Regions from separate parts of the Mus musculus genome. Here regions 1, 2, 3, 4 and 6 are each linked to region 5. A link is a loop called in an ENCODE intact Hi-C map of the cell type or tissue named here. Cell type or tissue: heart. All regions are shown on one strand. Region 1 has its middle 17 kb from the start of Cavin4. Region 2 overlaps Msantd3 (Myb/SANT-like DNA-binding domain containing 3). Region 3 overlaps Cavin4 (caveolae associated 4). Region 4 holds the start of Msantd3 (Myb/SANT-like DNA-binding domain containing 3). Region 5 holds the start of Tex10 (testis expressed gene 10). Region 6 holds the start of Nr4a3 (nuclear receptor subfamily 4, group A, member 3).

The links. A loop is a pair of places that touch in the nucleus more often than their neighbours do. Peaks named below come from ENCODE experiments on the same cell type or tissue, not always from the same donor. Only the 100,000 strongest peaks of a DNase experiment are listed, where the experiment ranks them.
Region 1: it touches region 5 in a loop (7-fold over the local background); 15 of 42 quality-filtered maps call a loop at or near these places.
Region 2: a loop joins it to region 5, with 4 times the contacts of the local background. A loop is called at or near these places in 18 of 42 quality-filtered maps.
Region 3: it touches region 5 in a loop (3.0-fold over the local background); 6 of 42 quality-filtered maps call a loop at or near these places.
Region 4: it touches region 5 in a loop (3-fold over the local background); 17 of 42 quality-filtered maps call a loop at or near these places.
Region 6: a loop joins it to region 5, with 3 times the contacts of the local background. A loop is called at or near these places in 3 of 42 quality-filtered maps.

What each region holds. Positions count from the first base shown.
Region 1 is chr4:48,678,730-48,682,729 of GRCm38, reverse strand. No RefSeq gene overlaps it. Among named protein-coding and RNA genes, the nearest start is that of Cavin4, 17 kb to the right of the region's middle. In heart, a CTCF peak has its summit at 1,576 (motif pointing right); no DNase peak of the experiment used is centred here; H3K27ac peaks cover 417 bases.
Region 2 is chr4:48,554,208-48,558,207 of GRCm38, reverse strand. All of the region lies in intron 2 of Msantd3 (Myb/SANT-like DNA-binding domain containing 3), which reads right to left. Among named protein-coding and RNA genes, the nearest start is that of Msantd3, 16 kb to the right of the region's middle. In heart, a CTCF peak has its summit at 2,251; no DNase peak of the experiment used is centred here.
Region 3 is chr4:48,664,363-48,668,362 of GRCm38, reverse strand. The region is part of intron 1 of Cavin4 (caveolae associated 4); the gene reads right to left. Among named protein-coding and RNA genes, the nearest start is that of Cavin4, 2.8 kb to the right of the region's middle. In heart, a CTCF peak has its summit at 2,445; no DNase peak of the experiment used is centred here.
Region 4 is chr4:48,537,951-48,541,950 of GRCm38, reverse strand. Msantd3 (Myb/SANT-like DNA-binding domain containing 3) reads right to left here and starts at 1,870. Exons shown (of 3, transcript NM_001145924.1): 1 at 1,680-1,870. In heart, no CTCF peak of the experiment used is centred here; DNase peaks (open chromatin) are centred at 930, 1,700 and 1,750; H3K4me3 peaks cover 2,685 bases; H3K27ac peaks cover 2,763 bases.
Region 5 is chr4:48,471,331-48,475,330 of GRCm38, reverse strand. It overlaps Tex10 (testis expressed gene 10), which reads left to right and starts at 1,868. Exons shown (of 15, transcript NM_001355740.1): 1 at 1,868-2,065. In heart, no CTCF peak of the experiment used is centred here; a DNase peak (open chromatin) is centred at 1,870; H3K4me3 peaks cover 2,417 bases; H3K27ac peaks cover 1,345 bases.
Region 6 is chr4:48,042,932-48,046,931 of GRCm38, reverse strand. It overlaps Nr4a3 (nuclear receptor subfamily 4, group A, member 3), which reads right to left and starts at 1,627. Exons shown (of 8, transcript NM_015743.3): 1 at 1,216-1,627. In heart, CTCF peaks have their summits at 2,098 and 3,356; DNase peaks (open chromatin) are centred at 1,851, 2,161, 3,591, 3,961 and 3 weaker places; H3K4me3 peaks cover 4,000 bases; H3K27ac peaks cover 3,448 bases.

The sequences.
Region 1 (4,000 bases), 210 kb before region 5:
TAGCATCCATATTCTTTTCTAGAGTTGTTATTTATGAGTAGTGACCAGGCTAAGTCAAAATTCTGTGGTTTCCTTCCCGCCATGTTAAGTTTAGGCACGAGTTCTGATGAGTGAGGTTTTCCTGGGCCAAGTGGGCTAGGGGTAGTATGCTGGAGTGGCAACCATTTGGAAAGGAACTTTTCTTAAGTGGCTGTCTTCCTGGCAGTGAGGCGACTTCATCAGAGGCACTGTGGCAGGGACAGAGCACAGGGACAGAGCAATGGGCCAAGCACAGCCCAACTCTCAAGGTGCTTATAACGGTTGAGCAGGGATTGCCCATATATAAACTTTAAAACAATGAATGTTCCCAAGTCATGTAACAGCAGACTTTCCTGGCCAGAGAGTTGGGAGGGAAGCCAGGAAAATGTCCCTGAATAAATATTGTTTGAACTGAAATCTGAAAGATAAACAGGATTTAAGAAGTACATGGACAGGTACTGGGTGAGACACAAAGGTCCTGAGAGTGGTGGGGTGAAGCCATGGATCTGTTAGGCCAGCAGGCCTGGAGTGCAGAAATAGAGTAATAAGAGACCAATCTGGGTCTGGAGAGATGGCTCAGGGGGTAAAAGCACTGACTGCTCTTCCAGAGGTCCTGAGTTCAATCCCCAGCAACCACATGGTGGTCTGTAATGGGATTCGATGCCCTCTTCTGGTGTGTCTGAAGACAGTGTACTCACATACATAAAATAAATAAATCAGTTGGAGATGCAAGCAGAGGCCAGACAGCTAAAGCCATTGAATGGTTATAGTACTTATGGACCATAACAATATATTGTAGCTAAGCAGACTTTACAATTACGTCCTATCAAAACAAAGAAAATGGATAGTATATCAATAAATATGTAAATTCCTTAAATTCTACTAATAACAAAAACAAAATTTTAACACAGATATTACAACAGGTGGCTCCTCTAGAGGCCACCTGTGTCTCCCCTAAACACTAATGTCCGGCTGTTCCAACTGAATAAGTACTAGTTTACCAAGCAATTTGCATAAATTACCTAACTTAATAAAATACTCTTACAAAATGGTTTCTAGAAAGGAAATATAAAAGATGCAACTTGTCCAAGTTTTCAGAGTTAGTAAATGGCTGAAATGTGAAACTGAGCGTCCAACTGCAAAGCAGATGTTAAAAAAGCAAAAATAACCAAGGAGCTGAAGGGAACTGCAACCCTATAGGTGGAACAACAATATGAACTAACCAGTACCCCAGAGCTCGTGTCTCTACCTGCATAAGTAGCAGAAGATGGCCTAGTCTGCCATCACAGGGAAGAGAGGCCCCTTGGTCTTGCAAACTTTATATGCCTCAGTACAGGGGAATGCCAGGGCCAAGAAGTGGGAGTGAGTGGGTAGGGGAGCGGGGGGGGGGGGGGGGGGGGGAGGGTATAGGGAACTTTTGAGATAGCATTTGAAATGTAAATGAAGAAAATATCTAATTTTTAAAAAGCAAAAAAAAAAAAAAATGCAGTCTCCTTCCTGATTAAGGGCTGGCATGCAACAGATAAACAGCTATCATAATGTCCACTAGGTGTCAGACGTGAGTTGCAATGATGTTTCCCAGGACAGGAAGCTCCAGCTCTCTCATTGGAAACATTTGAAGTCCGGGTGGTTTCCTTGAAAAAAAAAACAAAAACTAAGCCAAGTACAGCCGTTACCTTTCGGTATAAAGTGGTGATTTTTTTTTTTTAACAAGTAAAAAGGCAATTAACGGTGATTTTTTTTTTAACAAGTAAAAAGGCAATAAACTAACAAAACTATGCCACTGCTCTGTTCAGTGTGCTCCTATCTGTGTCCTTCAGTAAGAAACTTCAGTCCATAAGAAAGCCTAGCGCACTCTGCTCCAGGCTCTGCCCCTTGCTCCCCACAATCTAACTCTGAGAACTTGGACCAGCTATAGTCCTTATATTTCGCTTCTAAATCCATTTTGTAAGAGTACGTTATTAAGCCAGGTAATGTATGCAAATTGCTTGACATAACTAGTGCTTATAACGCAGGAACAGGTGGGCGTTAGTGTTTAGGGGAGACACAGACAGTCTCCAGAGGAGACACCTTCCTAATATCCTCGCTCACTTCAGCCTCCTGTCTCTGGAACAGACTTGAAACTCTTCGTAAATCCCTACGTGGTTGAAGCAGTCCTAAAACATTGTAGCCATTGTATCTGAGAAACCTTCCAGACACCAGAAAACAGCGGCAGCCGTAACTGCTCTTTGTTCCCTTATCCTGACTTAGGTCATCTGGGGTCAGGGAGACTTGCTGCACCTGCCTGGTGACCTGAGTTTGATCTCGGCCACCTACACACAAATCTGGGTGTGGTGGTGTCCATCAAGAACACTAGCACTCCTGTTGAAATGTGGGAGACGGAGATAGGAGAATTGCCCAATAGCCAACTAGTCTGCAGTGCACAATTGCAGCAGTAACAAAAACAGAGACCTGCCTCTGTAAGACTCTGGCGAGCCTTAGTTTACCTGGGACTCTTGAGTGAATGACTCGGAGTGGGGAATTGATGCAAAAAGCAATAGGAATTCATTGTTCCAACGTGTTGGGGTCGTCCTACACCAGAAGAAAAAGTGTCGACCACGTGCATCTCCTGCAGCGAGTATTTATACAGTTTTCAGAGGAGCAGCCATTAGGCACAATGTGATTGGCAGAACAGTGTGACTTTTAAACTGATTGGTCTTTAGGGAATGAGGTGGCAAGGACTTCCCTTGTTTCTAGGTGACCAACGTGCCCTGTGTCTATGTGCTCTGGGCCTCCCCCACCAGCAGGTGGCCAATGGTCAGTCCACCACCACCACCACCATGGTCTGAGGAATGTAATTAAGCCACTCCCTTCTGCGGGGGGGGGGGGGGGGGGGGTGCCTACGTGTTTCATGACCTTTTTTTTCCAGGAGGGGAGGGGTCTGGTAGAATTTTCCAAATGCCCTGAGCTGACCTCTTTCACCTCAACAAGGTAGAAGGGGAGAACCAATCCTTTGGCATTGTGGTCTGATCTCCACATGGATGTCATGGCACACATACACACATACACACACACACACACACACACACACACACACACACACACCTGCACTCGCTCATACACACACATGAAAAATCACTGGGGGTGGAAAGATGCCCAGCTTGCTGCTCCTGCAGAGGACCTGAGTTCAGTTTTTAGCACCCATGTGGTGTCGCATAACCACCTATCTGTCCAGTTCCAGGGAACCTAACGCCTTCTGGCATTCTTGGGTGCCAGGAACGCAGTTGTATACATGCATACATGCAGGGAAATATTTTAAAAGGTAATATTAATATTAAAATTAAATTATTAGTGTTAATAGTTATTAGTGTTATTTATTAATATTGCTAATAGTGTTGTGAATACTAAAAAGATAATATTTAAGTAGCAAAAAATCAAAATAAAGCCAAACACTAAATATAAATATATATATATAATATTACAATCTCAAAAACTAAAAAGAACACGCAATGAGAATCTTCTTAGGTTTCCCTTGCCCCTCTAGGCAGGGGGCTTGGAGGGACTGAAAACTGACTGGGTTCCAAAGGAGCCTGAGAGTCACTCCTGTCTCCATGGAAACCCACCCATAATGCATTCAATTCAGGAGGAGGGAATGATTTGGGGAGGGGGAGGCAAAGGTTCCCAGCTGCCCCTCAGGGGTCTTTCCAGGGAAGTTTTAAGAGTCAAACAGTTCTGCCTTTGGAGGCGGGGAAGGTATTCATACAGCTAAGGAAGACTCTTGCGCGCGCTGGACTGGCTAGCAGTAATGACGCTGCAACAGGATCCTTCTGCACACGTTTATTGGGAGAGCTTGATTGCAGAGGCGAAGAGACCCCGAGCCAAGAACTGGTGCTGCTTATATAGGCCTAGAAGAGGCATGTCTCACACCCGGATTGGTTATGCACTACGCCTCATTTGCATGATCCTCATCTGATTGGCTACTCTCTGTACCTCACAGAGCCTC
Region 2 (4,000 bases), 83 kb before region 5:
ATAATAAATAAATAAATCTTAAAAAAATATATGATACATAAAATATTCTATATACATAGATATATAAAATATATGTAAATTATAATATTTTATACATAAAATAAAAATAAATCTTTAAAAATGAACGAATATCTAACCCCTCCCCTACCAGAAAGAAAGAAAGAAAGAAAGAAAGAAAGAAAGAGAGAGAGAGAGAGAGAGAGAGAGAGAGAGAAAGAGCGAGCCTCTGGTTGTTTCCTCCCCTCAATCAGCAATCTGGGGATAGATCCTGCCTCACTCCACTCTCACCCAGAGCCCAGCAGAGCCTGGGGCAGCACTGAGCACTGAACATGCATGTGCACTTAACTGGCACAGTGGGACACTTCTCTCTCCACCTGACACAACTGAGGGACTGGCACTGGACAAAGGAATGGGGAACAGTAAACTGGACAGAGGCCCTCAAATGTGAGCATCTACCCCATTACCTTTCTAATCTGAAAAGCTTAGATCTGAAAATGGCTTTGTTTTTTGAAGACTTCTGTGGACACTTGTAGCCTCGGAGCTTTGATTCCTCTTGTAGGAGTCTTTAACGGTTATCCATCATGACATCATAAGGCTTTCTCCCAACTCCCTACTGTTCATCTTTATCTCAGTTCTAGGCTTCAAGGACCCAGTGGCAGCAATGACCACTGCCGCTCATGTGCACCACAACAGGTACAATCTGCATCTAATCTTTACAGCCCTGTGAGAGAGTGTGACTACAGTATCCAAGGCCATCTGGCTACATGAAAACCTAGGATTCAGATCCAGGTCTGCATAACAATAAAAATCATAGCATCTTAATGTCCGTAAGAGAGAAATGACTCTTTTAAACTACCCTTTTAAAAATGTGTGCTAAACATACATTCCATAGAAAAATGGCTACACCTCTTAAGACTGGTAGAAGACAGGGCTCAAAGCCATGCAGAGTAGTAAAGTGACCTTCAAACAAACATTAGCAGCAATACAGAGACAAGTACTCAGATAGGCTGAACCATCCCTTGATTGGAAAAAGCCTGGCCTGGGGATAGTAGCCTGCTGCAAACACCCCCCACCATCTCTCTCCCAGGTGAAACAATGCCACCCAAAGTAGAAAACCCAATTCTATGCAAAGAGTAGGAAGGCTTTCTGGGATGCAGGAGCACACAGCCAAGAGGGTGTTCTATCACTTGGGTAATTTGAATAAAATTAGCATCCACGGGAAAAGCCTCCTACAGCTATGAAAAGATGAGAAGAAAACTGTGCAGGACAATCTCATTATCCTCTTCAGAACGGAGGGAAGGGGTGATGAGAAAATCTGAACAGTGGGGTGGGTGCATAAGGAAGACTTTTACATCTGAACTAAAATTAAAAGGCTGGGTTTACACGCATCAGTGGAGACCCAGATCTTAACCTCACTACTCCAGGTGAGAAAAGTGAAAAGGGAGAGCTAGCCATAGCTCGGGTTTAAGGAACGAATGTGAGGGAATGCTAATACATGGCAGACCCATCTGGGTGTAATACAGGAGGATGGAGTAGGCATGAGCATCAGAAGGAAATACACACAGAACCAATACACAAGAGGACCGTGCCACAGGCCAAGGGTGCAGGAGCGCCACAACTGGAATACGCCACAGTCCTCTGTACCTGAGGTCACAGCCTAAAAGAACAATGGGACCTAGAAGGAAATGTTCACATGACTTTATTATAGCTTCAAAATAGAGATACAATGCATTCAAAATTAAATATTACTTCTCCCAAATATGAGGCTGCTACTAAACATGCCTAGTTCTCTTAAATGTATCTAAGTGGCGAGAGACATGGCTCAATGCAAGGGTGCTGTGCCAACCCTGATGACCTACCTGGGTTGGTATTTATTTAACCTGCCATTCTACCTACTTGGCCACCCTTCTCCATACCCGTTCCACAGAAGGGATAATTAAATTATCACAGAGCACCGCATCTGCACACTGTTAAGTGTTTTAAAGAACGGGTGCTTACAGGACAAATGCTGGTTTTCTTATAAATACATTCCTAAATATGTTCCTTAAGTGTAAGGCCACTGTGTTCAAATACTGTTGGGCATGTTAAGAAAGTCTCTGACAAATCCAGAATATATAAAAACGTATTTAAACATGTAATTAACATTAAATTATTGCTGAGATTTTTTTTGGTGGTATTAAAGCTTCAGAATGTGGTGTGTGATTACAGAACATCTCACTTGTCTCCACTCACATCTCAACTGCTAATTAGCTTCCTGCCGCTTGGGGGTGCTGTATTAGAACTGAAGCTCTGAAAATACAAAACCAACACACAGTGTTCAAACCTTCTACTTTCCCCCACCAAGTGCCAGAAAGGATCTCTGGCGATCCTAGCATTTTGTTTTCATCTTCTGTTTGTTTAATTTAATTACTACTGTGTGTGAGAGACAGAGAGAAAGGAGGAGGGAGAGAGGGAGAGAGAGGGAGAATGGGAGAGGGGGGAGGAGGGAGAGGGATAGAGGAGGGTGAAAGGGAGGGAGGAGGAGAAGGAGGGCAGGAGGGACAGAGAGAGAAGGAAGATGGGGAGAAAGCGGGAGGAAGGAGGGAGGGAGAGGGAAGTGGGACAGAAGAAGGGGGAGAGGGAACTTTTGGTGTGTGTGTGTGTATGTACATACATACATACCTTCATAAAATCACACATGTGTGTAAAATCAAATAAATTTTAATAAATTTCTTGCAAATGAGTCTCTAACAAATGTCACCACAGAAAGAATTCTTATTTTGTTTGTTTGTTTGGTTTTTTGGTTTTTTGTTTTTCGAGACAGGGTTTCTCTGTATAGCCCTGGCTATCCTGGAACTCACTTTGGAGACCAGGCTGGTCTCAAACTCAGAAATCCGCCTGCCTCTGCCTCCCAAGTGCTGGGATTAAAGGCGTGCGCCACCAGCTAAGAATTCTTATTGTCGCCAGATGTAGTGGTGCACACTTTTAATCCTAGTACTTGGGAGGCAGAGTCAGTTAGACCTCTCTGAGCTTAATGACAGCCTGGTCTATACAAAGAGCTCCAGACCAGCCAGGGATACATAATAAAACTAAATCTGAAACATAAAAAAGAAAGAAAGCTGGGCAGTGGTGGCACACACCTTGAGCCCCAGCACTTGGTAGGCAGAGGCAGGGGAATCTCGAATTCGAGGCCAGCCTGGTCTAGAGAGTGAGTTCCAGGACAGCCAGGATTACACAGAGAAACCTTTTCTCAAAAACAAAACAAAACAAACAAACAAAAAATCAGAGAGAGAGAGAGAGAGAGAGAGAGAGAGGAAAAAAAGAAGATCCATATTTTATATCCTTCTTGCTCAAAATTTCTGAGTAAATGAATTGCATTTTTTTCCAAAGGAAAGAAGTAAAATCTCAATATCCAACCTCAGATTTTAAAAGTGTGGGGGAAAAAAAGGTGTTTTGTTCCCAAAATGAACCCTATGAGGGCTAGTGAGATAAAGCTATTTATCACCAAGCCTGACACCAGAGTTCAATCCCCAGGATTCACAGGATAGAAAATGCCCAAAAGTTATCCTCTGACCATCACATGTCACACACATTCACTCACACACATAGAGCACACACACATACATTCACACACACACACACACACACACACACACACACACACGCATACACACACACAGTAAATGTAATTTGTATCAATAAAAAGAATATCTGTAAAACTGATACATAATAATCTAGGACACACTTTTGCTAAATAAACGGCAGTCACATGAGTGTCTTCCTCAGCATCTAGACCCAAGGACAGCTAGCCATGTGGGAAGTAACACTGCTAACTCACTTCCCTCCATCCCCAGAACCACTCCTACAGTGTGGTACTGACTGGATGCTCTGTGGCCAACGAGATCGAAAGTGAGGGAGCTACAAAGTTAAGCAAAGGAAGTGGGTGCCACACAGAAGCAGAGGAGAGAGAGAGAGCTGGCAGTGCCCATGTGAACTAACTGTAGGTGCCAAGAGTTAGCTT
Region 3 (4,000 bases), 190 kb before region 5:
CATCCCAGGATGGCTTCAGATCAAGCGAAGTCTCCTATCAAATGAGTCATCTTAAAAGCTTTATTTGGCTGCCACAGTGGTCCATGACCATAGCCCCAGTTCTTAGGAGGACTCGGGAGGAGGACCACAAGATCAACACCAGCCTGAATTACACAGTAGGGCGGGGGAGGGGTGAAGGGCAAAGCCACTTAAGAGAAGAACAGACTCTGCCAAGTGTGTCAGAAGAGAACCAGCTAGAGACAGGCCAGCACAGGGCACAGGTGAAAGAAACTGGTGTGCCATTTAGAGGTTATTTCTAAAACACAACAGGCAAAAACTTCAGGAATTACGATTTTTTTTTTTTTTGAGACAGGGTATCTCTGTGTAGCCCTGGCTATCCTGGAACTCACTTTGTAGACCAGGCTGGCCTAGAACTCATAAATCCACCTGCCTCTGCCTAGGATTAAAGGCGTGCAACCACTGCCCGGTGAATTATGACTTTTTTTTTCTTGTTTTTTTTTCTAGACATGGTTTCTCTGTGTAGCCCTGGCTATCCTGGAACTCACTCTGTAGACCAGGCTGGCCTCAAAGAATTATGACATTTTTAAAAACTGGACCATGAGTTAAATTTTCTAAATGAGACGTTTGAAATTCAGGTTGATTCCACTCAACAGATTGAATAAATACACAAGAAGGATGTTTGCACACACTCTAAGACATGACCAGCTTGATAGTCAAGAAGACATCCTTAGAATCTAATTCCTTCACTGAAATGGCCTTGTTGGCTACAGGATCAGAATGCTCATGAGCCCTGCCTCTCCTGGACAAAAGAGGCAGAGGTGGGCGTCTAATGACTCTCTGATGAATCAGTTAGAGGCAGGCAAGTTATTCCTCTCCCTTCCTGACACCTGTTGTGGGGAGCCGCCTCAGCAAAAGTGTGGGCTGGGCGAGCCTAAGAAGGTATAATTAGAAAAGGAAAGAGCCAAAGGGCATCAGGGTATTACTTGGTAGACAGAGATCCCCAGAAGCCTGCAGTGGAGGCGTAAGACACGGGGAAACTGGAGTATCACACATCCTTCTCTTCAAACACAGAGCCGACAGTACAAAATCAAGCAAACAGAGACAAAGGTAGGGAAAGACCTTGCCGGGGAATCTAACACAGCCCCCAGGAGCTGGGACCACTGTGAGTTAAGGGCAAGCACACAGTGCTAACGACAGAAGGTTGATGGGGTAAATTACAGTTGACTTCTGAATACAATCACATGTCTATATCAAAGTCCAGGTAAAACTAGCTTTTTATTGTTTTTGAGACAGGGTCTCACATAGCTCAGGCATGCCTCAAAAATCACAGGATATCTGAATTCCCAATCCTCCTGCCTCAGCCTGGCAACTGACAGGACTGTAGGTTTACACCACCACACCTGGTCTAAAGGACCATTGTTACAGCAGAATGAATGCTAAGGATCCGAGAAAAGTGGAAGCGAATCAGTATCAAAGGAACACAGCCAGCAACACTTTGGATACACAGAAGTGCAGAACTTATCATTAGAGGAGACTGAAAACTTTCTAGCCACAGACTTGTGCTTCCTTAGTAACTGCAATTGAGAAGCTACGCTGTGGCTCATGCCACCCACGCACAGGGAGAGGGATCACCAGTGTTCAAAGAGAAACAACCTGGGTAAGAATGTCAGGCAACCTTTAAATGCCAACATTCAGAATTTGGCCAAAAGCTTAGACGTATACAACTGTAGAAGATAAGACACCAATAAATATTATCAACAAAAGAGATGCCTGGGAAAACTTAAGGAATATCTCAGATAAAAATGAAGATATATGGGGGCTGGTGAGATGGCTCAGTGGGTAAGGGCACCCGACTGCTCTTCCGAAGGTCCGAAGTTCAAATCCCAGCAACCACATGGTGGCTCACAACCACCCGTAATGAGATCTGGTGCCCTCTTCCGGTGTATCTGAAGACAACTACAGTGTACTTACATATAATAAATAAATAAATCTTAAAAAAAAAAAAAAAAAAAAAATGAAGATATATTTAAGCGGCCTAGCTCAGTTTCAAATAAGTTTAGAAGGGACAGTCTTCGATGAGAATTAAGTAAGGTTAATCTTAACTGCTAAAAATAACCATGTAAATATATCTATATACATTCTAACCTATAACAAGTACAGAAATTTCAGTCTTAGGTCAACAATATGAAACTTCCTATTTTCCCTGTAGGCTTCTAAAAGGTAGCAATTTGTTTTGTTTTGACAAACTCCTGCATAATTTATACATCTTAGTTTCACATCATCTTCAAGGTAGTCTGTCTTAAAAGAAAAGAGCTTTATGATTAGCTAGTATCTCTCAGTTTCTTTATGGAACTATAGAATCCAAACACAGGAAGGAAATACCAGCAAGTTACAGAGAATAGAAACAAATAGAAAAACAGCTTTTCTGTAGGGGTCAGGGAGAGAATTTCACCGATAGATGGAGCCAGGTGAAATTTCTGTTTCCTTGCTGCAGCTTCTGTGAATCCTGAGGGAACTGCTTTGCTTATAGGTTCCCCTGATACGTGGGGCCCCCAGTGTTCTTCCTGACATAAGCATGCACATGAGGGTGAGCAGGCAGTGGCTGATGCCCCAGGAGGTGAATGGATCTATTCTTTGGTCCCATGCCCAGCTCATCACTATCTGCACCAGTACTGGAATGGACACCTGAAGTCAGGTGACATTTTTAAGCCTAGAGAAAGGCCTCTCGGAGCTTATAAGAAAAGGGTGATGGGAAAGAACTTTAAAGACACCAGTGTACTCTTCTATCTTCGAAATTCCCCATCTTTTCCCTAAATACCCTGTGAACTGATAAAAACAAATCCAAAAGTACCTCTCGCCCATTCCAGCGTAACTTGAGTCTGGGACACTGCCGAATGCACAGAGAACGTGAAGGTTACAGGCCTGACGTTTCTATCACTGTTTCTGTATTTCATGTTGTCTGCTCTTCTAGGGTTCTGTGCACACTGACTTCCACTTTTAAAAGTATATAGATGTGTGTATGCATGGATGGACATTCCCACACATTCCTGACTTTATGCTTACAACAAATCCTCTGACACACAGGAAATTCGGGGCCAGTAGGTTTGGAAAAATTTAAAGTTCATAATACATACTATCAAAAATGTCTCCCAAAATGTGCCAACTGATTCTCCCAAGAGCAGAACTGGAAAGACGGGCCTTCCCTAACCTTTGTACTTTGGATTTACAGTTCTGTACCAGCCAGTGTTTAAATAGGCAAGCAAAGATCCCTGGTGTCATCTGCTTTGTCTTTTCTTATCATCGTTCATTCTTAATGTGACTAAAGAGTCCAACTTGTCCATTTAATTTACAAGAGCTTAAGAAATATACTGTATTTTTATAATACAATATATGTATTTCCCATAGGGTCTTTTAAAAACATATATTGAGCATTTATAGGATCTTAGCGGGGGGGAAAAAGGCTTCCCAATTGAGTAAGGAATTATTTATGGACTTCTATATCTGTATTATTGTAAGAATAATATTAAGACATAAAACTTAATGGGGAGTTGGGACTCAGTGTCTATAGTACTAGCACTTGGACGGCTGTGGCAGGATCACCACCATAGTTTGAGGCCAGCCTGGATTATTAAATAGTGAGGGTTAGGTCACCATGAACTATGGGCTGGACTGTCTTACAAAACCAGTCAACATTTTTAACACAAATAATGGCCTGATTTGGAAACACTTAGCTTTTCTTATTGTGAATAATACAAAAAAAATTCCAATGGACAAACTATATTCAGAGTTTTTGATTTACTGGTTGAGTTCTTGGTAAGAATAAATCTATGACTGCCTGGGTGCTGGCTCCTAAACTGTTCTCTTTTAGGGGGCTGCTGTAAATCAAACACAAGCCTCGGCCACATGAACAAGTGTTCTACTCCCGAACTGCATCCTTGGAACCTCCCGGTTTCTTCTTTTATGTAGCAAAACCAGTCTTCAAACTTGAGATTTCTTAAGA
Region 4 (4,000 bases), 67 kb before region 5:
AAACTGAAACTCAAAAGTTTCTTCAAGCCCACTGGGACACTTAAGTGAGGAAGGGTCGCAACTCCCCTTCTTCACATCAGTTAGGCCGCTGCTAAGTTAACCACTTATCAACCTTGGGGGCTGTTTGCTATCGTCATCTCCCGAAACACAAACAAACACTGCTACCAGGAACCCCTGCATCCCAAGTCGCAGAACGCTTTTCCAGGCCTAACGACAGGGTCTGCATGGCTTCTGAACGCTTTCACCCTGCTGCAGGAGTAAAGAAAGACAACTTCTGATCTTTCTTCAGGACCTCTCCTGCTACCTCCTCAGAATGGACCTGTCGCAAGACGCAGCTGTGGGGAGAGTAAGCGGATGACCCCATCTTTCTCCGGGTTTTGAAATACTTTTTCTCCATCCCTTTTCTTGCTCTCCGGTCTCAAACTCTCGTAGCTGGCCTCAATCCTAAACTCAGGAACTATTTTATTAACTTTCAACAATTTCCTGGGTAACTACACACGCATGGTCTCTTCGGATATGCGAAAATCCCACACACACAACTCAGGCCCTATTATTCCAGCTCCAGTTTTAAATGTGTGAAAATATGTGTCTTTATCCTAGAACCATTATCCTAAGTACCGCAAAACATTTTGTACTTATCATAGCAATAAAACATCCATTCTCAATAATCACAACAGGAGACTAAATTCTTGTTTCTTACTCCAACATAAAAACCCTTCCTGCAATTTACAGATTGCCCGTGCGATGGTTTAATAATTCAAGCCAACTGTTTAGGACCTAGGGCCTGGGACATGAAGTGCTTAATTTTAGCTATCAGCCGACACACATTATCTCTCACAATAGTACTTGGGGGTGGGTATTACATCACACCCTACTCCCCCATTATAGAAACATCAACCCAGCAGCCTCAGAGTAAAGGAGCTTTCCCAAGGTCAGTCGGGCAGGGATGTGATGCACTATTTCCTTCTAAGATCCTCTTTAGGAGGGACCCAGCCCTTTATACCTCTGGACCGGACTGGAGGAGGCAGGGGGTCTCAATGGAGACAAGTACTGAAAAGCGGTGAGCACAGTTCCCCCGCACACAGTGGGGATATGTGGACCGGGGCTCCGCGGGGTCAGCCGGGTTTCCCCCCAAGAGCCTCCCGGGCCCCGGGCTCCAAGCTCCCGTCCCGGGAGCTCCAGCGCGTCTGCGAGGCCCGCGCGCCGGCGCTTTGTACGCGGCAGGCCGGCCGGGCTCCCGGGGCACCGCGGCGCGCGCAGGCGGCCGTCGGCCTGCGGGGAGGAGGGCGCGGCGGCTCGGCCCGGGAGCCCGCCAGACCCCCGCGCTCCCGCTCCGCCCGCTTTCCCCGCCGGCCGCGGCCCTCCGGGCCTCAACCTCCTACCTGCAGCGGCGGCGCGGCGGCCGCAAGTCCCGGGGAGGGGCGCGGAGGCGCGGGCGCGGCGGCCTGGGCTGCTCTGGCGGGCTGGGCGGCCGGCAGGGCCGCGGGCTCCAGGCGCCGGGCGGCCGCGCGCCCCCGGCCGGCCAGGCCCCGCCGCGCGCGCCGCGGCCACAAAGCCCCGCGCCGCCGCCCCCTCGCGGGCCGCTGCCGCCTGCCGCTCCGTGGGCGCCGCGGAGGGCGGGAGCGCGGCCCCGTGCAGTCCCCCACCTTCCCGAGCCCCGGTTCCGCCGCGCTGCCCACCTTGGCCCGGGAGCTGCGGAAGGGGCCCGTCTCCGCCAACAACAAAAGAATGCATTTTCCCACACCGGGGATGTGGCAGTCGCCCGCACGAGTTAGCGCGAGCCTCCTGACTGACGTGGGCCCTTTTCGTCGGGGACTCCACGAGGCTGGGAACGGCACCCCTTCCTACTCTGAGTTCAGCGCCAACTTTTGTGATTCTAATGGGCGGGATGTGTCTCCAGAGATGGGGTGTGCGCTCCCCCTCCCCCCAAGGACCCCGGCTACGTGCACCGACCTCAGGACACGACTCAGACCCTGTGTGCCTACCCAGTGGGACCCAAGGCGCGCTGCGACGAATGCCGGGCGGCTTAAACAACTGGGGGCAGGGGTCCTTCTGCCGACAAGGCCTTCACCCCTCCCCCCAGGATGAAGACGGTTTCTTTTGCCATAGATCCGTGAAGAAGATTCCAAGCCCAGAGAAGGGCAAAGAGAAGGTTCTCAAACTTTTTCTTTTTAAGCGAGATGAAACTCAACCAAGCGTAGAGATAACAATTTAAAAATAAACAATCCTGTGGCACTCATTACACTTAGAATAGCCAACGATAATCACTTCACCTCCTTATTCTTAAGGGTTCCATCCGAAGGAAACCCCCGCACCAATTACGTAGTCACTCCTTTGCCTAGTCCCTGAAAACCATTAATCTCTTTTCTGTTTCTATCGATTTACCTTTTTGTACATTTCATGTAAATGGAGTCGTGTGTCTTTTTGGAGCACGCGGCAGGTTGTGTGTATGTGTGTATGTGTGTGTGTGTGTGTGTGTGTGTGTGTGTGTGTGTGTGTGTGTGTGTAGTTGGGGGTGGTACTCACTAAGCTGCCCAGGTTGGCATTGAACTCTGGGGCCCAGGCAGCCTACAAATCTACAAACCTCCTGCCTCAGCTTCCCTAGCTCGTAGCTGATATCACAGGCCAGCTTCATTGGGCCTGGTCACTCTGGCCAGGTCAAAGAATCCAAACAAGGTTCATCCAGATTGTAGCATGCCTCTTACTTCATTGCTTTTTGTGGCTACATAAGCTGACCATTGTGTATTCTACAGTTTGCATATCTGTTCTTACAGAAATTAGTGGATGTTTAGATTATTTCCACCTTTTGGCTAATGTGAACTGGTTCTCTGAAAACCCCTAGACATGCATTTGTCTAAAGAACCTGTTTCCAATTCTTTGGGATACATACTTAGAGTAGAATTTCTGGATCATATGTGGTAATGTGGCCATGTGTAACTTTGTTGTTGCTTTTTGAGGCAGGGTCTCCTCTAGCCCAGGCTAGCCTCAAACTTGCTATGAGGCAGAGAATGACCTTGGATTTCAGATCCTCCTGCTTCTGCCTCTGGAATGCTGGAATTACAGGCATGAGTCACACATTCAGTCTTTAAACAGGTGATCATCCGGTTTTTGAACTGGGGAAAGAACAGAGAGACAGCCTAACATTTTCTGGTATGGAGGCAGAAGCACCTATAAAATACTAGACTAGAGAGTTGTAACTACTTTTTCTGCCTTGTGTTAACAATAACTTATCTACTGTCCCAGGAGCTTTGAAATTGCCCAGAGTCAGGAAACTGACTGGTGGGTGGGGAGGGTGCTATTGGCTAACAAACTTTATGATTTGCACTTAGGCCTTCCAAGTAATGTCAGATCGGAAGTCCTTAAAGATATTGTTCTGAGGATGTAACCAAAGGAAAACTATTAGCCGGGCGTGGTGGCGCACGCCTTTAGTCCCAGAACTTGGGAGGCAGAGACAGGCAGATTTCTGAGTTCGAGGCCAGCCTGATCTACAAAGTAAGTTCCAGGACAGCCAGGGCTATACAGAGAAACCTTGTTTCGAAAAACAAAACAAAACAACAACAACAAAAAACAAAAAGGAAAACTATTGGACTGAAATTTGAAGATCAATTTAGATTGGAAATTTGATTGATAGGTAGTAAAGTATGGGCAAGCAGGAGATGTACCACGAGGACCTATATACTACATATTTCTTCATGACATATTTTCTCTTCCTTGAATCTGTGTTCTCATTGTTTATGAGGGAGTTAACAATGCCTACGTGATGGGGTGGTGTCTTAGTCAGGGTTTCTATTCCTGCACAAACATCATGACCAAGAAGCAAGTTGGGGAGGAAAGGGATTATTCAGCTTACATTTCCACGTTAGTTCATCACTAAAGGAAGTCAGGACTGGAACTCAAGCAGGTCAAAAAGCAGGAACTGATTCAGAGGCCATGGAGGGATGTTACTTACTGGCTTGCTTTCCCTGGCTTGTTCAACCTGATCTCTTATAAAACCAAGACT
Region 5 (4,000 bases):
CAAATAGCATGTGTTTTGTTGATATTTATTGTGGGCCTACTATGCTCCATACACTATTTTAGGTATTTAGGATATAGACTGAACCAAACAGAGGTGCAACATGAAACATATATTTTAGTGGTGAGTGAGGGGGACAGGTAGTAAGCGGTATGTAAATTATACAGTACATTAGAAGGTGGTACACCCTAAGAAAGAAAAATGTTGAGCAGAGGAAGGAAATGTCTATATGTAGGACAATATGTTATGATTTTTAATTCAGGCCACCAGGATAGGCATACCTTGAAGGTAGAAGATGTTTGAGCAAATTCAAGTGAGGGAAATTTGTCCAGTGGATTTACTGGGTTGTGTACTTCAGGCAGATAGGAATATAAAGAAAAGGTCTAACTAGAAAGATAAAGGGGTACACGTCTCTTGTATTTAAGGAGAGCAAAGAAGTGAAGGTCACAGGAACAGAGAGAAAAGGGAACATAGCAAAACAGTGCTCAGAGGACTGCAAAGGACTGTTCCAATATGGTAGGATTTGAGGCCATCAGAAGGACTCTAGATTTGGGGGGGTAAGTGACATGGGGAACCACCGAAGAGTTTTATAGTGACATGCTTTGCCATATATAAAAAAATATTCCGAGAACTGCTCTGCAAATGTTAGACTGTATGGGGTCTAAGATGGAGAGAAATGTGTTCCCGGCTCTTTCCTCTGATCGGGGTGATGTGGACCTTGAAGGTAGCCAGGGAGATGGTGATTAATAGTGGAAGTCAGAGCCAGCTGGTTTTTCTCCTGGGTTAGAAGCCACATGGTCTCAGAAAGATGCCAGCTTTTAAGGTTTGGCTTGAGTAACTGGCAGGATGGGATGCTATTTAAGGTGAAGAGGTTGTAGGAAAATATTTCAGAATGGATGTGCAGAGTTATCTTTTAGTCCTTGTTGATACTGAGATAGATATACATTGCAAAGCTGAAGGGAGAAGTTCTGAATAAGCTGGTAGCATTTTGGAGTTTAGGGGGCATATCTAGGTGGCATAAGCCTTTATAATTTTTTTTTTATTTTATAGTTTTACATATAATGTCATCAACTCCCAAGGCAGGTGCGGTGGGGGAGGGGAGGTTGTCTGTGTGGTGGCTTTTTGGCTTTATTCTTTATTCATTAACACAGAGGAGGTGTGACCTTAATTCTGATGCTTGGGTCTCCTGAATTTAGTTATTATCGTTTTATCCCTACTTCGTATATTGAACCTCAATATAAGGTATTAGGCTTTTCTAGTTCTTATATGTAGGAAGCTGCAAAGACAAATTTGACTCTAGGCTGACACTCTATCTGTATGCTTTTCCTTATATGTGGCTAAGTCAATCTTTAGATGGTTTTGTTTTCAAGATTTCTTTCTTCACATCTTCTTTGTAGGCATTTTAATGTCTCAAATTTCTCTAAATCCACTTACTTTGATTAGTAGAAGTTAATTATATGCTGAAAATGTTGAATTGGGGAAAACCCTGTCCTAGGTTTCCGGGACTCTGCCACAAGGTATAGTTTGTAACCTCTTAGCATTTGTCTATTTGCCTTTAGTCCAGGTTACCCTTCCCAGAAATGCTATCTTTGCTGTCCGAAACTTTTTCCTTCCTCAATTAAGCTCAGTTTATACTTTTCTCTAGCTCCAGGTTTGAAGAACTGAAGTCCTTGGGGGGAGAAGACCGCCTTTCAAGCTGTAACCAGCCAACATCCTCCAAGCCAAGGATGCTGGAAGACCTGACTCGGCTTGCTGGACCCTAGACCCTCCTCTCTTTCCTCCAGCTTCCGGCGCAGCCCCTCTTAGAGGGGGCGTGGCGTGCAAATCTGGACCCGCCCTCCGGCTGCGCGCGATTGCGACCTGCGGTCACGTGAGCGCGGCGAGGGAGGGCCCCCACTTCCGGGCGGCGGAAGGAGACGCGTCCGCGTGAGGACGAGGCGATTTGAAAACACGCTCTGGGAGCGAGCGGAAAGCCTGCGGCCGGCGGTTCACGGCGTGCTCCTGCGGGGCTTGACGGTCGCTCGCTCTCCGCCGCGTCTCCGCGTTCCGGGTCCGTCCGGGCTCTCAGGTGAGCGGCGTCTGTCTGTCCTGCACGGCTCTTCTGGGGCGCGGACACGCGAGGCCCAGGCGGAGGGACGGACTGTGGCGGCGGGTAGGGCGGCCGGGGTCCTAGCTGTCCCCCCACCCCGAGCGTGAGAGCCGGCCGAGGGGCTTCCGAAACGCCTCAAGCGGCCGCGGTCCGATTCGGAGGCTCGGCGGGTGTTAGGCCGGCGTGTGGGGGTCGGGCCAGAGACTCCACTCGACGTCCACTGAGGTATAGGAACCATGGTTTTTCTTTGGGAAAAAAAAAAAAAAAGACAAACGGAGTTTCCATTTTTGGTGTGCGAGCTCGAAAACGGGCGGGCGGATCTGATCGCTGCCCTCCTCCCCCTCCCCTTGACGGAGGACCCTCTCTTTCTGCCCCCTCGAATTTGGGGAACTTTGGAGACGCGAAGGGTTGGAGAGAATCACCGTAGGCCAACTGCTGCAATGCTTACTTTCTCTCCTTGATTTCTTCCTTTCTTTTGGAGAGCGGGAATAGTTGGAAATAAGGAGGAAAGGTAATGGGCTGGCCGCAGGGCAAACTACTTGGGAGTCTGCTTAAGTTGCAGTCTTTCTTCCGCTCAGGTTAGCATTAAGACTGACCTGCAGCAGGCATGTGTATGTGTATGTGTATGTGTATGTGAGTTTTCAAGCTTACCAAAAAGGTGATCAAGTCCAGTGAGAGCTCAGGCTCCGAGGCTGGAGTTAGCTTCCTTGTACTATCTACTGCTGTAAAAGTGGTCTAGTCTAGTAGAGCTATTTGACTTCCAGTGTTACGAAAATCTTTAAATGGAAATAATAGCAGCATCTAATGGAACTTTAACCAAGTTCCTAGTGGGAAAAAAATTGTCAGTATGTTTCTGTAAATAATTGTCGAGATTTAAAAGTTATTAGCCCTCATAATTTTCCTAGCAGACTGATGAGAGTGTACTTGAAGTGATACGGCACAACTTACTGAGAATGAGGTCTGATGTAGATTGCTAGAGACAGACCGACCGACCCATCATCACACGTGAAAGAGTGCCTAGAGGATAATGCAAGATGTCACAGGGTCAATTTTTCTTTCTTGTGAACCGTTTTCTTTTATCTCTGGAAACACTACTGATAAAATTGTAAGAAAAAACTTACAGAGTATGCTTGCTTAATAGGTAAAAACCAGCTTTGTATTAAAAGGGATGAGTCCCGGGGCTTTCTGGGTGTGTGAGGCTTGTATGTTTGGTAGGTGTTGGTCCTGAGGCTGACTAACACATGCATGTGTGCTTGAAACAACTGTCAGCTTACAGCTCTGGGTATGGTAAGCATGGACAGGGCAATTACTTATTTAATCTGGTAAAATCTGGTAACTGTACCTTGGCTTATAGATACATAACCACAGTAGAAAATATGTTTGGATAAGAATCACACCGATTCTAGAAATAGTTTTTTTTTTTAAATGGAGATGGTATTTTGCTGTATTGATCAGGTTCCTCAAAGTGCCTGAGCTCAAGCAGTCTTTCTGCAGGTCTAGTATTGACACAGGCAAATGCACTGTGCTCCCTTTAAAGCCAGCTCTTAGCCTCTTGTGTAGTAGGCAACTTCTACTTAAGGGGTCCTAAGGTCATAAATCTATGAATTTGGATATGCTGTCTTAGCAGAATTCATTCATTCATCCATTCATTCTATCAGCACTGTAAACTTTTATTTATTTACTTTTAAATCTCCCATGTGTAGCATTATGACTTTATGACCTAAGGTAATTCTGTTAGACCAGAAGTGCTCAACTGGGTGTGCAGTGGAAGACAGAATTTATTATTTTTGAAGAATGTGAAAGGAGCTTTAAGAAAAGCTGGAGAGGGTTGTGGGAGCCACCTGAGTGCCTGCCGAGGCTTGGTGCCTTGGCATGGTTAGGGAGTGCCCCATTTATAAAGAATAAGAGCAAGGA
Region 6 (4,000 bases), 430 kb after region 5:
GTATGCGCGTTGGGCAGCTTTTCTTTCTCCAACTTGGTTCTATAAGAAACATTTCCCGATTGTTGGCAAAGGAGCTCCAGAATTGGAACAGCGGAGGAATGGCCGAACCGAACCCTGTAACCTCTCTCCCAGCCCTCCCAGGCCCTAGGATAAGCAGCTCCAGAGCACTATTGACCACAGTCCCCGCGGCTCTTCCCTCGGGAGAAGCCGGGCACATAAACAAAAGGCCAGCTCCAAGAACGTTCTTGGAAATCAAGGGACCAATGCTCATGAGCTCCCGCATGACTGCCGGAAGCCTCCAACAGGTTCGAGAGGTGCCTTTGAAAGCCAGTCTCCGCCGGCTGCGCTCCGCTGCTCGGCTCCCCTTTTCACCATCGAGAACTTTCCTTTCTACTAAGAAGAAAACACTCGGAGCAACTTCTCCGAAAGCTCATTGAAAAGTAACACAAGCCTTTCCCACACCAGCCAAGGCCTGGAGAAGAGGGACCTGGTCCCCACGCGTGTCGGGGCGCGAGAGTCGGCAATTACACCCGATTACCTCCATGGGGAAAAGTGTAAACCAGCAAGTCGGCGACGCCAGGCAGACGTGCCTAGTGGAGCCCGGGGCTCATTTCAATACAATAAGCCGCATTCCTACAATTACACCCTCTTTGCTGAGCTCCTCCAGAGCCTCTGCAAACTCCGGCCGCTGCTGCCCAGGCACTGGCCCTCCTAAGCTTTCTCCCAGACAACCAGCTCCGTTTCACCATTAGACACATTAACTCGGACCCACCAGAGTCCCTATTTCCAATTCCACTTAAAAGGCAGGAAAATTACTGCCGTTCATCACCGGGGCTCCAACTCTGCCTCAGCGGCAGCCGCTGCCGCCGCCGCCGCCGCCGCCGAGAGCATCATTACCATGACAACTAGAGCCGAAATACCCTGAATTACGACGCTGGAGCAGCTACAGCACAAATCCAGGTCCTCCTCTTTGTTAGAGGCTTTTAGCCTCTTTGGGTGGGGAGAGGAATCTCACAAGCTTCAGAGTCCCTGAGGGCCAGCTACAAGGGAAAAGTTTCAGCTTGGAACCCACCGGTAGCTGGGCGAGAAAACCTGAAAGGGGAGGCGGCGGGAGGGGGCCACCCCATATTAAAAGTTGTCAATTTCAGGAGCGACACTTCCCAGCGCGCCAACTTTTAAGCAAGTCCCCACATTAACTGGGCATATCGTACGTACTTGGGTGCTGTGGCGGTTCCGTCTTTAGAGCGAGTTTCTAGAGAGCGACCCCGAAATCTGGATTGGGGGAGAGTCACAGCTGCTGTCCCGGAAGGGCTGCGGTGCACAAACCCAGCGGCTCCCAGAGGCGGTGAGCGGCTGGCGGGGGATGCTGCGATCCCAACTCATGGGAGAGCGCCGCCGAGAGGTTCCGCAGGCATCCAGTCTCCGGCTGCGACCAGGGGGTAGGATGTCGCCACGTTTCCCACCTCCACGGACACTGCGGGCTCTGTCAGCGTTGCAAAGTGAGCCCTGGAGGGGCGTCCGGCTGCGGCGCGGCGCGGCGCGACACTGGCGAGGGAGCCGGGTGAGAGGGGTGTGAGCGCGCGGGAGAGAGTGGAGTGTGTGTGCGGAGCGTGTGAGCGCGCGTGTGTCTGTCTGTGTGTGCAAGTGAAGGAGCGGGTGTGAGCGTGTCTGTGTATGGGGAGCGGAGGAGGAGCAGGCGCTGGAGGGGTGGGGGGCGGGAGGCAGGAGACTCGGCTCTCCCGGCTGCGCGTTCGCTCGCTCTCTCGGCACGTCATTTATGCCACAGGAGCCCTAGCAGCCTCTCCATAGAGTGCCTGGAATGCGAGACGTCAATGTGACGACATGGGACGCTACGTCACCCTCCTCCTCCCTCCCCTGGCCCAGCCGGTTCCGCGTGTGCGAGGGTGTGTGTGTGTGTGTGTGTGTGTGTGTGTGTGTGTGTGCGCGCGCGCGTGCGCGCGTCCTCCGGCCATTCTCACGGCCGCACAATGGAAACCACGGGGAGCTGCGGACCCCAGCCCTGAGGCTTCTCAGATTCGCGCGGCCAACCCCTCTGCACGGGAGCCGCTTGCCAGGGCGCCGGTCTACCAGAGGGTGCCGCAGCCCGCCCGCGGGTCAGGCGGGACCGCCCAGCTGTCAGGCTCCGGGTGGAGCAGAGTTGGAGGAGTGCTGCTGGCTCGCCTCCGAGGCTGCCCCGAGGCATCTAGCCAGGTCCAGGGGGTAAGAGAGAGGACAGCTCTTCCGAAAGGGAAGGCTACGCCAGCCAGCTTCTCCGAGTGACCTGGCAGTCGCAGCTGAAGGAGTCTGGCACCAGGCCGAAGACTCCCAGAGGTGCAGCTGTGCTTCCCTCATGCAATGGTTCTAAGGCTGTTTACGTCCCTCTGGCCCTCTGCGCCTAGGCTAATTTGCCTCTTCCTCCTGTCATGCTGTTAGTGTTTCACCCTAGGATGCAGACAGTTCCAGGGACAAGATTTTATTTCTTTTTACTTATGGTGTGAGGTTCTTGACTGGACGCTTTATAATCCAAAGAAGTGCACATCCAGCCACGCGCGCGCTGCACGAGAAACTATATATAAAACAAACACACCACACGTGTTGAACAGCTGAGTGAGTCTGACTGTTCCTCTACTCCCCAGCACCGGGTCAGACATGGAACTCAACTCGCATTTGAGGGTTGTAGATGCCTCCCCTTCCACCTCTCAAATGAAATATTCAAAATCAGTCAACAGGATTCATTAGGTTGTCTCTAGGGGATCTTAACTATGGTCTCCTGGGGCGGGGGGCGGGGGGGGGGAGGTACATTTGTCTTCCAAGTATGTAGAAAGTCTGGGCGACTGTATAAGGGACAGCGATTTTTTCCTGGAAAAAAATTTAGGGTGTCACTTTCTTGCTGAGAACAAAACAAAACAAATAACAAAAACAAAACAAAACAAAACAAAACATGTTTGAGTTAAGAACTCTTAGTTCCAAAGGTTGCTGCTAACTGAAAGTAACCTCTTTCAGAAAAAAAAATTTTTTTTTACGAAGACGTTAGAATGAAACAACACAGACAGACGCGGTCTCCAGTGGTCTGCTAGAATCTCAAGTGGCATTTTCTTTTGATCTGCCCCAACAATTGAGCGTGTGGGTGGCAAAGTTGGGGGAATAGGATCCCCTAGTCATAGCACATGCTTCAGAATCTAAGAAGGTTCGAACTAGGACCAGAAACTCGAAAAACAAAACAACACATGCATAGTGTGTCTCTCTGTCTACGCCTCCACTTTCACTTTAGCCGGCTGGTGTGCTTAAGACCGTGAGCGGACGCTCCGAAAGTTGTCCCAGTCCAGAGGAACCGAGCCCCCTGGCTGCGGGTGCGTTCCCATCCTAGCCCAGAAGGAAGGAGGGCGCTCCTACATTGAATCCATTCAAAGGCTGGGGGTTGGGGGAGCAGGACCTGGAGCCGCGCGGCGCTGACGCACGCGAGGCGCGTGATTGACGCAGGCGATGTTTCTAAATTGGGCGGTTGGCCGGGCCCAGGCGGCGGCGCGCGCGGCAGATAGCGGAGTAGATTCCCCTCGGTCACCCCCTCCCGTCTCCATTCAGCGCGGCGCGGCGTGGGGCGGGGCGGGGTGGGACGCGCGCGTCCGCGCCGGGATCCGGCGAACCAAATATAGACGGGTCCCAGCTATTTTTAGTGGGACGTCGGGCGCGCGCACGCGCGCGCCGCGCTAAGGGGCGCCCCGACTCTGCCCGGAGAGCGGACTGCCGAGTCGCCATCTTGTACTCGGTTCGACCCTGTCTGATGCCCGGCAACGTGGGGCCGAGGGTAGGGGGCTGGAAGGGAGGCGCGGGCGCGAGCGAGGCGCGCTGCCTGGGGTGCGCGCGCCCCGAAGGCCGAGCGCGATCCTCCCCATCTGCTCGCCCGGGCATTGCAAGCCTCTGGGCCAGGTCCCGCCACCGAGCCTGCCCGACCAGCCCCGACTCGCGAGGGGGCGGAGCTGCCTGCGGCCACCACTTCCTG